Regions from separate parts of the Mus musculus genome. Here region 2 is linked to region 1. The links are chromatin loops, found by intact Hi-C in ENCODE. Cell type or tissue: left cerebral cortex. All regions are shown on one strand. Each heading gives the region's core, and the rest is flanking DNA. Links, peaks and the distances in the headings are about the cores only. Region 1 holds the start of Gm25134 (a small nuclear RNA gene). Region 2 holds the start of Gm26802 (a long non-coding RNA gene).

Evidence for each region. A loop is a pair of places that touch in the nucleus more often than their neighbours do. Peaks named below come from ENCODE experiments on the same cell type or tissue, not always from the same donor. Only the 100,000 strongest peaks of a DNase experiment are listed, where the experiment ranks them.
Region 2: it touches region 1 in a loop (5-fold over the local background); 27 of 42 quality-filtered maps call a loop at or near these places.

What each region holds. Positions count from the first base shown.
Region 1 is chr7:19,236,282-19,244,610 of GRCm38, reverse strand. The region is part of intron 1 of Opa3 (optic atrophy 3); the gene reads right to left. Gm25134 (a small nuclear RNA gene) reads right to left here and starts at 2,481; the gene lies at 2,322-2,481. In left cerebral cortex, for the core only: a CTCF peak has its summit at 4,982 (motif pointing left); DNase peaks (open chromatin) are centred at 581, 3,362 and 4,976; H3K27ac peaks cover 821 bases.
Region 2 is chr7:19,295,959-19,304,287 of GRCm38, reverse strand. It overlaps Rtn2 (reticulon 2 (Z-band associated protein)), which reads right to left. Exons shown (of 10, transcript NM_013648.6): 10 at 8,124-8,329. Fosb (FBJ osteosarcoma oncogene B) reads left to right here. Exons shown (of 4, transcript NM_008036.2): 4 at 1-1,592. Gm26802 (a long non-coding RNA gene) reads left to right here and starts at 3,495. Exons shown (of 3, transcript XR_881870.1): 1 at 3,495-3,961; 2 at 5,131-5,233; 3 at 5,601-6,028. In left cerebral cortex, for the core only: CTCF peaks have their summits at 319 (motif pointing right), 3,474, 4,853, 8,252 and 1 weaker place; DNase peaks (open chromatin) are centred at 2,502, 2,990, 3,369, 4,887 and 2 more places; H3K4me3 peaks cover 1,712 bases; H3K27ac peaks cover 831 bases.

The DNA.
Region 1 (8,329 bases), core at 1-8,000:
CTCCTCCCAGGGTGACCTGGGGGCTTTGTTCCCTCAGTAATAAGGTCAGCACCCAGGGCTTCATGCATGCTGGACACACCTGCTACCACTAAGCTATAGCCCATCTTTTGTTTTAGATACATGGATGGATGGATGGAGCTCACACTGGCCTTCAGCTCCCTACGTGGACAAGGATGACCTTCAGCCTCGGACTGTTTTTCTACTTCCTCATGTGCTGGGATGACAAACATTACGTCCTATTGCTTTTTACTTTTTTCCAGATGTAGCACAGGCTGACCTTGAACTCATGATCCTCCTGCCTCTGCCTCCTGAGTAGCTGGGGTAGTTCTGCACCATAAGGATCAGGCCTAGCTCCAGAGACATCCATCAAAGCACAAGAAAATTCCAGAGAGCAGCAATGAGCAGAAACCTGACAAGAGCAGAGGTCCTCAGATGGGAGGCCATGCCCCTAACAGGTCACAAGCACCTGCTCCCCGACTGTTAAGAGCACACAAGCTATAAAGGCCCAGCAGCCACACTGGCACTCTGTAGGTCACCACACAGAGTGGCCAGCTGTCTTTCTCCACGGCAGTCGCCCACTTCTCTGGCAAGAGACCAACTCCCTTTCTTTTCCTTCCCAGAATGCAGAGGGAGGGTTGCAGCTTTTGTGAGCCGGGAGGCTCCGATCCTAGGTTCTCAGTGCAAACTGATGAAGCCCAGTGGAGAGCAGAGGTCTCCCTGCCTGGCCCTGCTTCTCCTCAGCACTTGAGAGCCTCAGGAGCAGGGGAGGGCAGGTGCCCGACTTCACCAGCTTAGCATCGTGGGAGACCATTAAGTGGGAGAAGATGGAGGGGGCGCACGAAAGTACTTTCAACAGTCTTTTCTTTTTCTTTTTTTCCTTTTTAAAGACGGTGTTTCTCTGTGTAGCCCTGGCTGTCCTGGAACTCACTCTGTAGATCAGGCTGGCCTGCCTCTGCCTCCCAAGTGCTGGGATTAAAGGTATGTGCCATCATTGCCCAGCTGAGTCTTTGAGATGGTCTCACTATGCCTGGCTGACCTGGGAATCCACCATGTAGAGCCAGGCTAGCCTTGAGTTTGTAGGAATAGTCTTGTCTCAGCCTCTCAAGCTGTGAGCATCACAGGCATGCACCACCATTCCTGTCTTCATTTTAGTTTTTTTTGTTTTTTTTTTGTTTTCGAGACAGGGTTTCTCTGTGTAGCCCTGGCTGTCCTGGAACTCACTGTGTAGACCAGGCTGGCCTCGAACTCAGAAATCCACCTGCCTCTGCCTCCCAAGTGCTGGGATTAGAGGCGTGCGCCACCACCGCCCGGCCTTCATTTTAGTTTTTATTGTTTATTAAACTGGTTTTGTTTTGTTTTATTTTGTTTTAAGACATGGTCTCACTGACTAGCCTTGGCTGATCTGGAACTCACTATGTAGACCATCATGCGCTTTGCTTTCTTGCTTCCTTGTTTTGTTACAGGGTCTCATGTAGCATGCACTGGCCTCAAATATGCTACACAGCTAAGGCTGAGCGCCTTCCTGCTTCTGCCTGAGACCACAGGCACGTGCCACCTTCCTTGACTTATTTACTGTGTTTTTGAGACAAGGTCTCACTGTGTAATCCAGGCTGGGACTGAACCTAGGGCAGAAAGCCTCCTAAGAGCTTCTACTGCAGGACTGTGCCTTTATGACCAGTTTCCTGTACACTTTAGGCCTGCCATTAGTATTACATGCATGTTGTATCTCAATAAGAATACACATCCAGAATTAGCAAGGGCAAGATGATACAGTAAAAGTCACTAAAAGTGACTGACACCTCAACTCAATTCCTCTAAGTTGTCCTCTGACTTCCATATGCTCAGTAGTGGCATGTGGGCACACACACATACACAAACAAAACATAGAATATAATTTCATCCAGACGTGGTGGTATAGGCTTTTAATGCCAGCATTAAGGAGGCAGAAGCAGGTGGATCTCTGTGAGTTCAAGGCCAGCCTGGTCTACAGAGAAAGTTCCAGAATAGCCAGGGCTATTACATAGAGAAACTATGTCTTGAAATACAAACAAACAAAAACAAAACAAGCAAGCAAGCAAACAAACAAAAAACTTTACAGAATTTACATACAAGAGCTGGAGGGATGGCTCAGAGGCTAAGAGCACTTGCTGCTCTTTCAGAAGACCCAGCTTTGATTCCCAGCACCCACACGACAGCTCACAACCTTCTGTAACTCTAGTCTCATAGGATCCATTGCAAGCATGTGCACAGACATCCACTCAGGCCAAACATAACACACATAAAGTAATAAAAATACATCTTTTCTTTTCTCCCCTACCCTCCACAGGAGAGCTCAAACACAATCCCCCACCACCACAAATTACTCTGAATTTCCTGCATTTGGAGAAACTGCAGGGTCAGCACATTTGGAGTGCAATGGATGAGTCTCGTTCTGGGAAAACCACCTTCATGATCATGGTATCTCCCCTGCCAGGTAAGTGTACAAAAACAAATTTAAAAAAATACAAAAGAATGAATAGTATTAATGAAACCCCAGTGAAGTGGTTTGGGTACAAGAAGGACTTATTTCTCAGCCTGTGCTGCTTCAGAGACTTGATTCTCTATGGAACACTCCCCATTCACAAAGCCAGGCTCACCATAAACTCCTAATAAGATATCTAGCATCATTTGTCAAGAAATAGCATAATTAAATTACCGCTGTTGCTACTGGTCAGTAAATTATCACATGGCTCCGAGCAGTCTCTGCTTTGTCTCTGGTTGTCTCCCAGTGAGCTCAACACTCACTCTGAGGCGGCCTAACCACAGTGCCACAGACCTTTCCTACTAACACTTAGGAGGCTGAGGCAGGGGGATAACAAATATGAGGCTAGTATGTAATGAGAGCTTGCCTCAAGAAAATAAAAGAACAGCCTGGAGAGACAGTTCAACTCTTCTTGTAGAGGACCCACAACAGGTAGATCCAGCTGATTCTGGCCTTCATGGTGCATATATATGTGTGCAGGTACACACATACACACATAAAATAAAAATAAAATTCAAAATTTAGGGAGACGGAGAGATGGCCTAGCAGTTAAGAACACTGGCTGCTTTTCCAGGCGAGCCGGGTTTTATTCCCAATACCCACAGGGTGGCTCCCACAGTTTGTAAGTCCAGTTCCAGGAGACCCCAAGTCTTCTTGCCTCTACAGACACCAGGCACACAAGCACACAGACAGACAGACATATAGACAGACACCCTGTATAGCCAAGGCTGCCCATGAACTCCTCCTGCTTCTGACTCCGAAGGCTGGGATCACAGGTGTGCACACACGCACACATGCACACCATCTGTCCCGCTGACTCACAGTCCTTCCTTCTACAGCAGCTCCTGGCACCCGCAGACACTAAATACAAGGAGTGGTGACTAAAGCAGGCTCCTAACGACTCCGCCAGAGAACGACCTCTGCCTAGGCTCCCCACCCAGATCTGGACAGACCAGCTGGGCTCAGGAGAGGGACACCTGTGAGCTCTGGAGGCTGAGGGCTGGGTGGTCCTGGGTTCCAGTCCTGCACCTGCTGCTTAGTTGCCGTGTGACTGGCATAGTGCATCTGCTTCCCATTTTGCAAATGTGGAGAGCAGCAGGTAGGGGAAGGGGTGCAAGTGTGGGGTGCTCCAGGCATGGCTCAAAGGCTTGCCTGCTCATCATCCCAGGAGTGAGCAAGGACTGTAGCAATCTGATGGGAGATAGCAGGGCTGCCTGAGGAATGGAGCTGGAGTTGAGCCCTAGGGCACTGTGGTTAAGGCCACCAAGGAGTCAGGCTGTCTGGCTTGAAGCCATTTACCACCTCCTGCCCTAAGGCCTCAGTTTCTTCATCTGTGGGACTTATAATGGCCACAGTAGAGGTTCACTGAAGTGCCTGGAATTGAGGCTGAGAATTAAGACTGTTTCAGACTAGCCTGAGCTACACATTAAGACTCTCTTAGGGTTTTACTGTTGTCAGCAGACACCATGACCAAGGCAACTCTTATAACGACAACATTTAATTGGGGCTGAATTATAGGTTCAGAGGTTCAGTCCATTGTCATCAAGGTGGGAGCACTGCAACATCCAGGCAGACATGGTGCAGGAGGAGCTGAGTGTTCTACATCTTCATCTGAAGGCTGCTAGGAGAATACTGACTTCCAGGAAGCTAGGACAAGGGTCTAAAAGCCCACACCCACAGTGACACACCCACTCCAACAAGGCCACACCTCCAAATAGTGCCACTCCCTGGGCCAACAAAGCCCCCCCACCCCCCCCACCCCCCCCACCCCGCGCAGTTCAAGGGCTGCATTTACAGGCTTGCTTCTCCACGCCTGGCCAGCTGCTCTCACCCCCACTCCCCAGCATAGAACCTAGGGCCTCAGTGCACACTTTATCACTAAGCCCTAGGGCCTCAGTGCACACTTTATCACTAAGCTGCACCCACAGGTGCCTCCTGAAGGATCAAATGCATGGTGTGAGGCTTTAGAGATGGTTAGTGGTTAAGAGCACTGACCACTCTTCTCAAAGACCTGAGTTCAGTTCCCAGCAATCACATAGCAGCTGATAGATGTCTACAACTGCAGTTCCAGGAGCTCCAACGCTATCTTCTCCACTCCTCAGGCACTTGGCATGTGTTCAGTTAAAGAAAAGAAATAAGAAGCTTGGTGCTCACAGCTCTAGCCGCCTTATTGAGGTCACGAGAACTGGCTGAATTAAAAAAAGAAAAAGTCAGCAAGAGGAAGATAGAGTCACCAAACCACTGAGAGGTGCTTTACTGTCTAGCTGGCAGGAGGTCTGTCTGCAGGTTTGGTTAAGATTTACTGGCTGGTTTTCAATAAACTTGAGAAGAGTACAAAGACTTTTGGAAACACCCACTGTCAGGGAGCTATTCAGTCAGCTTTCTGTGCCTGCCATGCAGCTAGAGCAAGCCCAGATGCAGCACAGAGCTGAAGAACTGACCCAGGCGCCCTCTCCTGTCCATCCAGAGTACTGCAGGCAGCCTGAGTAAGGAGAGTGTGATACAGCACTATAAATCAACCAGCCTTCAAACACAGTGGGAGGACCTGAAGAGGTTGATTGTTTTTGTAGCTATGGAGACAGAAGCAGGCTAGGCACTTAACTATATGCCCCCTCTGTTGTTCTGAGACAATCTCACATAGCCCAGGCTGACCTCAGACTTGTTAAGTAGCTGAGGATAACCTAGAAGTCTTGATCCTCCTGCCTCCACTTCTCAAATGCCAGGTGTGTGCCACCAAGCCTAGCCCCGGTTGATTAAAAACTGTTTCTTTTCAGACAGGCCCAGTGGCCAAGCTTGTCCCTAAACTCACAAGCGCCCAGCACCAGCCTCTGAGGAGCTGGGGTATAGGAGCACAGCACTCAGTCAAGCAGCAAGAGTGGGGTGGAGCATCCAAACGTCAGCCCAGACCTACAGCGGGGGGGGGGGGGGGTCACAGTGAGCACCGCTATGGTTTTTTGAGGCAGGATTTCACTCTTTGGCCCAGGTTGGCCTTGAATTATCAGCAATCCTCCTATCTTAGCCTTCTGAGGGTTGGAATTATAGATGTGAGACACCACAACTGAAGGAAGACATTGTTTTGTGTACACAAAACCACTGGGAGGGTGGGTAGCATGGATAAAAAAAATTCTAAAATGAAGACCAAGCATAGTGGCCCACGCCTTCAATCTCAGCATTCAGAAGGCAGAGACAGGTGTTTCTCTGTGAGTTCGAGGCCAGCCTGGTCTAGAGTTCCAGACAGCCAGGGCTACACAGAGAAACCTTGCCTCTAAAAACAACAACAGAAGAAAGAGAGAAAGACTGAAAGAAAGAATAAAAAATAATTAATGCCACCCCTTCTAATTGTTTTTTTTAAAATACTTAAATATATCATGTTAGCAAGATACATAACTGGTAATAATGAAGGGCACGCAGGCACGCACACGCGCATGCACACACACACACACAGGAAAGTGTTTGCTTAGCAGGAGAGCATCTTAAGTTTTGGAGGTCAACAGCCTGGCTGCCACACACAGGAGCTAATGTGACACTCTCAAGACTATAAATAGATCTCAGGGCAGTGACTTTCTCTGGAGAGCATTAAAAATAAAAATGCCAGTGCTTCCCCAGGTCAGCTGGGCCAGGCCATGTAGGTGGCACCCCTGGGCATCTCAGGCAAGTACCCACAAAGCCACATTGTGCCTACAGGTCACCTACCTGCTGCTTGGCCAACCATTATGCAGCTGTACTTAATCCAGTATTTGCCTGTCCCTCCCTCCATAACTTCCTTCCTGGAGACAGGGTCTCACCATGGAGCTCTGTCTAGCCTGAATCAGACTGGCTTTCAGTTGACAGAGATCACCTATCTCTGCCTATGTGCTCAGATTAAAGATGTGCACACTGCCAGGCGTAGTGCCGCATGCCTTTAATCCCAGCACTTGGGAGGCAGAGGCAGGCAGATTTCTGAGTTCAAGGCCAGCCTGGTCTACAGAGTGAGTTCCAGGACAGCTAGGGCTACACAGAGAAACCCTGGCTCAAAAAAACAAAACAAAACCAAAAACAAAACCCCAAAAAACAAAAAGATGTGCACACTGCACTCCATGGTACTTTCTATTTGCGAGTATGTGTTGCTGGGGGTGGATCCAGGGCCTTGTGCATGCTAAGTAAGCACACAACTATTGGGCTACAACAGCACTAGTCTTTCTTCTCTTTTTTTCCTTCATATTTGTTTGTTGAGATGGTTTTCAGGAGTCCAGTTGGCCTGAACCAACTAAGCCTCCTGCCTCCACCTCCTAGGTGCTGGGACTACAGGTGTGAGCCACTGCAGCAGCTATTTCTTTGGTTTTTGAGATAGGATCTCACTGTAGAGCCCAGGCTTGCCTGGAACTTGAGATCTCCTGCCTGGCTCCCCAGGCTTTGGGATTACAGGCAAGTGCCACCATGTCTGGCTAAGCCTAGTTCTCTAACTGAGGGGTGACTGGTTGGGGCTGTCATTTCTAGATGTTCTAATGGTTCCATTTTTCCAGTTTCTTGGCAATCCTGAGTTTTACTTGTGTTTATTATTCTTTTTTATCTTTTTAACATATACACTTAGGTATTTTTGTTTTTTGTTTTATTTTTTGTTGTTTTGGTTTGGTTTGTTTTGGTTTTTTTTGAAGAATCTCATGTAGCTCAGGCTGACTTCAAACGATAGCCAAGGATGACCAAGAGCTTCTAATCTTCCTGCCTCACCTCCAGAGTGCTGGGTAAGGTGGTGTGTAGCCACACCCTTTATACACACTGGGCCTGGACCCCGGGGCTTCTGCATGGAGGCAAGCACTCTACCAACTGAGCCCCAGGCTCAGCTTTAACCCTGGCTATTTTAAGTTCACATCTGGTAATACTGTGACTTGCAGTGTTTACAGGTCTCTGCTTGTTAGACTCTCTTTAGGCTCCCACTCAGTGTGGTGCCCCCATTGTCTATAGGGAACACATTTTCTTTTTTTTTTTTTTTTTTTGGTTTTTCGAGACAGGGCTTCTCTGTGTAGCCCTGGCTGTCCTGGAACTCACTCTGTAGACCAGGCTGGCCTTGAACTCAGAAATCTGCCAGCCTCTGCCTTCCAAGTGCTGGGATTAAAGGGAATGCATTTTCTATTGTGGTCCCATGCATGCCGCAGTATCACTCAACTTCTCTAAACCAAATACCAAGAGGCACGACAGATACATTCCTTTTTAGCAAAATATAACTTAGGCTGTAAACCCACAGAAGGACTAGCCAGTGGCCACAAGCTCAGGGGACAACACCTCCATGTAGAGGCTGAGGGGACAGCCAGTGCTGGAGCAGGTGTATACATGGGGTTTTAGGTTCCTTGTCCACTACAAAACAATATTAAAGACAACAGTAACAAGGAGCCTGCCAACTCCACTGAGAGCCGAGGCTGTGGTCTTCCCAGGGTGTCTTGACAGGCAGCCTAGTGCCCAGCTTCCCTGCAGCATGACTCCCATCCCCCAGGCCATTAGGAGCTGGAAAGGTCCCAGACAATCTGGTGGCCTGGGTCCAGCCCTTCCCTTGCTGCAGGAGACCTAGCCTCTCTTTCTGGAAACTCAAACCCTCAGTGTATAAGAAGGTGTGCTTCAGCATGGAGCATTTGCAGGCAGACTGGGGCACTGGGTGCTTTCACAGGTGGCCCCGCCCCTCACAGCCACCTTGTGAGTTTGACTTTCTCACTTGTCTCTATTCACAGCTATTTTCCCAATATGAGCTTATATTTCCCCTGTTGTGTGCCTCTGCTGCTGAAGTGCTTTGTTTTGAGAAAGGGCCTCATGAGTCCTAGGCTGACCTATAACAGTCCA
Region 2 (8,329 bases), core at 285-8,284, 59 kb before region 1:
TAACTTAACATTTCCAAGAGGTTACAACCTCCTCCTGGACGAATTGAGCCCCCGACTGAGGGAAGTCGATGCCCCCTTTGGGAGTCTGCTAACCCCACTTCCCGCTGATTCCAAAATGTGAACCCCTATCTGACTGCTCAGTCTTTCCCTCCTGGGAAAACTGGCTCAGGTTGGATTTTTTTCCTCGTCTGCTACAGAGCCCCCTCCCAACTCAGGCCCGCTCCCACCCCTGTGCAGTATTATGCTATGTCCCTCTCACCCTCACCCCCACCCCAGGCGCCCTTGGCCGTCCTCGTTGGGCCTTACTGGTTTTGGGCAGCAGGGGGCGCTGCGACGCCCATCTTGCTGGAGCGCTTTATACTGTGAATGAGTGGTCGGATTGCTGGGTGCGCCGGATGGGATTGACCCCCAGCCCTCCAAAACTTTCCCTGGGCCTCCCCTTCTTCCACTTGCTTCCTCCCTCCCCTTGACAGGGAGTTAGACTCGAAAGGATGACCACGACGCATCCCGGTGGCCTTCTTGCTCAGGCCCCAGACTTTTTCTCTTTAAGTCCTTCGCCTTCCCCAGCCTAGGACGCCAACTTCTCCCCACCCTGGGAGCCCCGCATCCTCTCACAGAGGTCGAGGCAATTTTCAGAGAAGTTTTCAGGGCTGAGGCTTTGGCTCCCCTATCCTCGATATTTGAATCCCCAAATATTTTTGGACTAGCATACTTAAGAGGGGGCTGAGTTCCCACTATCCCACTCCATCCAATTCCTTCAGTCCCAAAGACGAGTTCTGTCCCTTCCCTCCAGCTTTCACCTCGTGAGAATCCCACGAGTCAGATTTCTATTTTTTAATATTGGGGAGATGGGCCCTACCGCCCGTCCCCCGTGCTGCATGGAACATTCCATACCCTGTCCTGGGCCCTAGGTTCCAAACCTAATCCCAAACCCCACCCCCAGCTATTTATCCCTTTCCTGGTTCCCAAAAAGCACTTATATCTATTATGTATAAATAAATATATTATATATGAGTGTGCGTGTGTGTGCGTGTGCGTGCGTGCGTGCGTGCGTGCGAGCTTCCTTGTTTTCAAGTGTGCTGTGGAGTTCAAAATCGCTTCTGGGGATTTGAGTCAGACTTTCTGGCTGTCCCTTTTTGTCACTTTTTTGTTGTTGTCTCGGCTCCTCTGGCTGTTGGAGACAGTCCCGGCCTCTCCCTTTATCCTTTCTCAAGTCTGTCTCGCTCAGACCACTTCCAACATGTCTCCACTCTCAATGACTCTGATCTCCGGTCTGTCTGTTAATTCTGGATTTGTCGGGGACATGCAATTTTACTTCTGTAAGTAAGTGTGACTGGGTGGTAGATTTTTTACAATCTATATCGTTGAGAATTCTGGGTGGAAATGTCTGATCAGGAGAAGGGCCTGCCACTGCCGACCACAATTCATTGACTCCATAGCCCTCACCCAGGCTGTATTTGTGATTTTTTTCATTTTGTTTTTTTGTATTTTGCACCTGACCCCGGGGGTGCTGGGGCAGTCTAGCACTGGGCAGCTCCCCTCCCCCCCTTGGTTCTGCACTGTCGCCAATAAAAAGCTTTTAAAAAACTGTATTCTTCAGGTCAAAGTGTCTGTTTTCCCTGGACATCTACTACATGGCTTCCTTTCAGAAAAACGGAGTTTGGATTGCTAGGGAGGTCTTGCTGGCACTTAGTGGGACGCCTAATGAATCAGAACCTACAACGGGACTAAAAGGAAGTGGAGACTTGCTAGGTTTTCCCATGTTCCCAGGCTGGGCCACCTACTTGAAAAAATAAGGGGCGGAAAAGTGTAAGGTACAAATTTGGTGAAGGGTCTGGAAGACTTCATGATCGGAAAAGAATTTATTCACCTTGGGTGTGCAATGACTTCAGCAACAGCTAAGGGCAAGGTGTAAAAGCTGGGCACACTTGTAAATCCTAGCATTTGAGAGGTGGAGGCAAGGGGATCACTGGTGGAGTTCAGTGTCATGTGGATCGTAGATACCAAGCGCAAAGATCTGCTATGGGGAGAGGGCTTGGTACACCAGGGGAGCCAGAAGTTCGTGGTGAGGGTAGTGGAGGGCAGGTGGAGAGTGAGAGTTAGCCTCAGGGAGATTCTACAGGCAATGATGCAGAGTTCAGACGCTCCTTTGAAAGCACTAGAGAGCCGCAGCAGGTTTTGAGCAGAGAAGGTTAGCGTTAGGTGGTCTCTTCTAGCCCATCCCAGGCTGAGGAGGACGCTGAGGGTTTCAAGAAGGATCGAGAATGGAAAGCAGAGGAGAAAAAGGATCCAAGAGGCATGGAGGAGGCAGAACACATTTCTCTTCTTTAATAGCAAGCCTGGAAAGGATAACTTGCTGCAGGAGGAGATGCTCACCAGTCGGGTGGTCTAGGGGGTTCTTGGAAAAGAGAAGGCATTTGCTCAAGCCTCGGTTCCCCCATTCTCGCTCTTCTGTCAGCTTGTCTTCCATTAAGTGTGTGTCTCAAGGCCACCCTGCTCAGGACTCCTTGTGAGACGACCTTCTATGCTCGAGTTCATTAAAAACACAATTGCCTGGTGCCCTGCTCTCTCCACTGGCTCAGTTACCTCAAAAGACCAGGGCTAAAGGTGTGATCACAACTCTATCCCCATTACTGCTCCAACGCAGAGACAGGACTGAGCCGGAGTGAACAAATGAACAAAAATGACTAATAATGCATGCGTGATTAAATACATAAAAGAGCAGATGACTGGATGAGCAAATCGTTTAAGGAGAGACAGCAAGATCCTAGAATTTTGGAGACTAATTTAAATCCATCTTTGAGATGTATTTGGTCGGAAATTCCTGGGAGGAAAAAAAGTGTAAGTATGAAGAGAGAATAAATGAGAATAGGGGTGGCTTCAGAGAGGTTAACTGCGCGCTGGTCGCTTTTGTACAAGAATGTGAATTGCAGGGAGCAAAATGGGATAGATACTCCCGCCCGAAAGGTGGAATTGAACCACTCTGTCGCTAAACAGCTACAGGTTTGAAGCCTGCACCCCAGACCACTGAGGATCATCCGGGCGAAAGGAGCTATTTTCGGTTAGTTATATAAAGGCCAGATACTACTACTTTTTTCACTTATGGTCATTATTTGTGGTATACAGTAGATAATTAATTTCAATGGTTTCGAACATTTTTTTTCACTTTTTCTTGTGAACATGTGTTTCCTCAGTAAAGTGTTCCGTGAATGACTCTACTAACTAAAAAGTAAGTAGCTTCATTTGCATAGCGCCTTGCATTCTGGGAAGCAGCGCCTAAAGTGCCTGTCTCCCTAACTAAAAGCAGAATTTTTTGCAAAGTGAAAAGTCAGTTTTATTTTTGTTTGTTTGTTTGTTTGTTTGTTTTTAATGGAAAAACTTCTCACGCGGCCCATTCGTAGCAGAATTCGAGATTTTCTGCAAGCGAGACCGTAGGGTCTGACGGCACGCGGCCGCAGAGCGACACCTGCCGTTGCTTTATAGAACTGCAAGTATGTAGGGAATCTACTGAGTCCCTAAGGTGATGGAGTTGACAACCAACTCCCCTTGCGTTTAGACGCTAAAAACCATCCCTTTTTATATCTATGTGATTAGCCCAGGGAAACTAAGGCTCAGACATGGATAATACCACAGCCGAGTTCCTGTAGCCCAACTCCCTAGGGGAAATGAAACCTACAGTTGTGGTTTTAATATGCTTGGCCCAGGGGCAGTGGCCCTATTGGCAGGAGTGGCCTTATTAGAGGAGGTGTACCTTGTTAGAGGAAGTGTGTCACTTGGAGGCGAGGTTTTGAGGTACGTATGCTCAAGTCTGGCCAGTGTGATCCTGGCTGTCTGCAGAACGCGGTCTCCTGGCTGCCTTCGGATCAAGGTGTAGAACTCTCAGCTCCTTCTCCAGCACCATGTCTGCCTGCTTAATGCTTTGCTTCTTTCCATGACGATAATGAACTGTGCCTCTGAAACTGTAAGTCAACCCCAATTACACAATTACATGTTTTCTTTTATAAGAGTTGCATATATATATATATATGTCACACTCTTTAGCTCTGGCTGGCCTGAAATTCACTATGTAGCCCAGGATTGCCTGAACTTTGAAGCAATCTTCCTGCCTCAGCCTCCCAATGGTATTACAGGCATGAGTCACAACAAGCCATTTAAATCTTATGATGACTTATAAGAAGACAGAAAATCAGAGTTCCTTTACCTAGTTCACAGATCCCTACAATCTAACCTCGTTCGCTCCATAAACAGCCCTACCCCACCCTCCTGGAACTGCTTTGAGGAATGCTGCAGGCTCTCACAGGCACACTCCTCCTTGGTTAATCTCTTCAGCCTGGTTGCCTTCCCTCCCCATGTCCATGTGGCCCAAAGCCTCTCATCCTGTTCTCAAATACCACTAGCTAGTAAGGCCTCCCCGACCTGACCCCGGTTTAAATATTAGAAAAGGGTCACTTTCTCCCCTGCCACAGACAACCAAACCACCATATGCTTGTCACTTACTACCTGACTATGAAGGTGAATAGATGTCTTCACAACCTTTCTCTGAGCCTCAGTTTCCCCACCTGCATAATGCATCTGAGACACAGAATTCCCTAGAGCTGTGGTTCTCCTCATTCCTAGTGCTGGGACCCTTTAATACATTTCCTCATGTTGTGGTGACTCCACCACCACCATAAAATTATTTTCATTGATACTTCATAACTGTAATTTTTTCTATTGTTATGAATAGTAGTGTAAGCATTTGTGTTTCCCAGTGATCTTAGATGACCCTGTGGAAGAGTCATTCCACCCCCAAAGGGGTCCCCACCACAAGTTAAGAATTCCTGCCATAGAGGAATCACAAGGAACCAATGAATTACACTTTGGGTCGACTTTTGGGCTGGCCTCTGGGAGGCGCTAGAGCTACATCAATTCTGAAACTTTGTGTGTGTGTGTGTGTGTGTGTGTGTGTGTGTGTCCTGAGTCAGGGTGCTGAGATAGGCCAGTGGCTTTAGTGTTCCTGGACCCATTACTCACCAGAATTCTCCCCTCACCTGATTCTTTGATGTGAACACAATGTCTTGGGAAAGATGTCTTAGAAAGCATCTTTAGAAAACGTTATTTTTTAAAAAACAACAACATTTTTTCATGTAGGTGCGTGTGCAAGGACAACTTGCAGAGTTGGCTCCGTCCTTCTACCATGTCCATTGGAGGAATCACCTTTACCCTCTAGGCCACCTTGCCATTCTCCGTGCAGGTATGTGACATACTGTGATTGTGACCTATGACCTTTCCCTTGCTAAGCAAGTGCCTCATGGAGGGGGCAGTGGCAATAGCAGCAACAGTGAACTAAATTTTAAAAGTAGAACTCGGCTGGAGATACAAATATTGCAGTTTTGAAGTTGGGATGGGTTGTCTAATAACTTAATAACATAACCCAGAAGAGAGGCCCCTTGGTCTTGCAAACTTTATATGCCTCAGTACAGGGGAACGCCAGAGCCAAGAAGTGGGAGTGGGTTGGTAGGGGAGCAGGGGGGGGAGGGTATAGGGGACTTTCGGGATAGCATTTGAAATGTAAATGAAGAAAATATCTAATAAAAATTTGAAAAAAAAATGTTACCCAGGTTGGCCTGGATCTCACTACCTCAACCAGACTGGCATGTGACTCTGCTGAGATCTGCCTACTTCTGCCTCCTGGGTGCAGAGGACAATTTTTGGAAGTTAGTTCTCTTCTTCCATCTTGTGTATTCCAGGGATTGAACTCGGGTCATCAGGCTTGGCTGCAAGTGACTTACTTAGGTGTCTCCCAGACCCTCTCGGTTTGATTAGTTAGATGCTGCACTTCATGCCTGACTTTCACACTATGTAGATAGAGCAATGTCTATAACATCTCCTACAATGATATATATATCAAGAACCAAGTGATCGGCTGGTGAGATGGCTCAGTGGGTAAGAGCACAGACTGGTCCTGAGTTCAAATCCCAGCAATCACATAGTGGCTTCCATTCCCTTTTATGGATTGTCTGAAGACTGCTACAGTGTACTTACATATAATAAATAAATAAATCTTAAAAAAAAAAAAGCCCCAGTCGGGCATGGTGGCGCACACCTTTAATCCCAGCACTTGGGCGGCAGAGGCAGGCGGATTTCTGAGTTCGACACCAGCCTGGTCTACAAAGTGAGTTCCACGACAGCCAGAGCTACACAGAGAAACCCTGTCTCTAAAAACAAAACAAAACAAAAAATCAAAATACAAAAAGAGAGAGGGGGAAGTGAGGGCGCAATAATCTTAACATTTCTGTGGTTGTCTTTGCTGTAGTCTATTCTGATAAACAATGCTGGCTTGCTTCCAAGGTAGGAAGTAACATTTCTTTATAGAAGGTATTTGCTCTGTTTTATTTTTCTCTGTTTTATTTATGGTGCTGAGGATGGAACCCAGGGCCCTTGGCAAGCTAGGCTAGCTGTTTACCACTGAGCCATACTCCAGCCTTGCACTGGGGGATTCTAGGCAAGGGTTCTACCACTGAGCCACACTCCCCACCTCCATCCTTCTCTGGAAGATTCTAGGCAGTTCCATACCTAGCCTTTGATCTTTTAAGACGGTCTTACTAGAGCTCAGTTTGACTTTGAACTATGTAGCTGGCCTGGAACTCAGGCCTGGAGCTCAGTGCTTGGATTACAGACATGTGCCACCAAGTCTGGCTGCCCATTAGGCATTTCTGTGGCAGGCGTTGATGGCTATTAAACCCAAGCCTTGTATATACTAGGCAAGTACCCATCCACTGAACTACAGCCCTAGCATGGACCTCACAGGGAATGGCTGACATCTGGGAAACACTATCACAGAGTATAATAATAAAACCGTAGATGCTTTTCAGATTGAGCATTTCTGCTGGGTCACACTTGGAAAACCTTCTTATTGTTATCATGAGTATGTGTGCATACATGTGGAGGTGAGAGGATGACGTCATAGAGACAGCTCTGTCTCCCATTCTTTATTGCCAATATTATTTTATGTTTTGTCTGCGTGTATGTTTGTATACCAAAGTGCATGCAGTGCCTGTAGAGACCAAAAGGGGGCATCCCTGAGACTGGAGTTAGAAGTGGCTGTGAACCACTCACTCTGTGGGTGCTGGGAATCAAACCCCGGTTCTCTGGCAGAGCAACTGGTGCTCTTAACCACCGAATCAACTTCTCCAGCCCTGCATTGCTTTAATCTTTTGGTCGATTCCCCCAATCCAACTCATACCGCCAAGTCTGAGTAGCAAGTGCCTTTATCTGGGAGACTCACTGATCTTATTTTTTTTTCCTTTCTTTTTCTTTCTTTTTTTCTTTTTTTTTTTGAGTCAGGTATGATTATTTAGATGGCCTCGAACTCACAGAGATCCACCTCCCTCTGTTATGCCAGGCTTTTAAAAAACAACATTTATTTTTGAATGCATATATAGGGCTGTGCAAACACAGCCTGAAGGAGTCGTTTCTGATTGCTCACAACGTGGTTCCAGGGATGGACCGCGGGTGACCAGCTTGAAGGTAGGTGCTTTCACCAGCCCCAAGAATTTATTTTTTAACTTTATTTTTTTAATTAAATGATTAAATGACACATGTTCATTGTGGGTAGTGCAGGTATGCGATGGAGCACATGTAGAGGTGACATTACTGCAGGCGGTCTCTCTACCATGGGGATTCAACTCAGACCACTGCTTCCTTTACCAGATCATCATTCTTGCATCCCCCAATCATTTCTTTTTGTTGATGGTTTTGTTTGTTTGTTTTAGTTTTGGGGGGTTTTTAAAGTTTTTTTCGAGACAGGGTTTCTCTGTATAGCCCAGGCTGTCCTGGAACTCACTTTGTAGACCAGGCTGGCCTCGAACACAGAAATCCACCTGCCTCTGCCTCCGGAGTGCTGGGATTAAAGGCGTGCGCCACCGGCTTGATGGTTGTTTTGAGACAGGGGCTTTCTACATAGCCCTGGCTGTCCTGAAACTCACTGTGCAGATTCACCTGCCTCTGACTCTTGAATGCTGGGATTTAAGGATAACATTATCGCTAGAGGTTCTTTTTGTTTTGTTTAATGTTTTTGTTTGTTTGTTTTAATTCTTTTCCGTGTAGGAAGATGTACGTGGAGGGACTTTAAAACACAGAATGCAGTGAATTTTCCACAGGACTCTTTATTACAGTGTAAATCCAAGCTCAAGGCTCGCCTGGGCCCCATGCAAAGCCCCAGCATAGGGGTTGGTGGCTTCAGAGGCACCAACCCCTCACGGCGCCTCCAGCGGTGGGTCACGGAAGTGCAGGGCAGCGTCCTGACTATTCAACTACAAGTCCCAGCAGGCTCCGCGGCCTTTTCCTG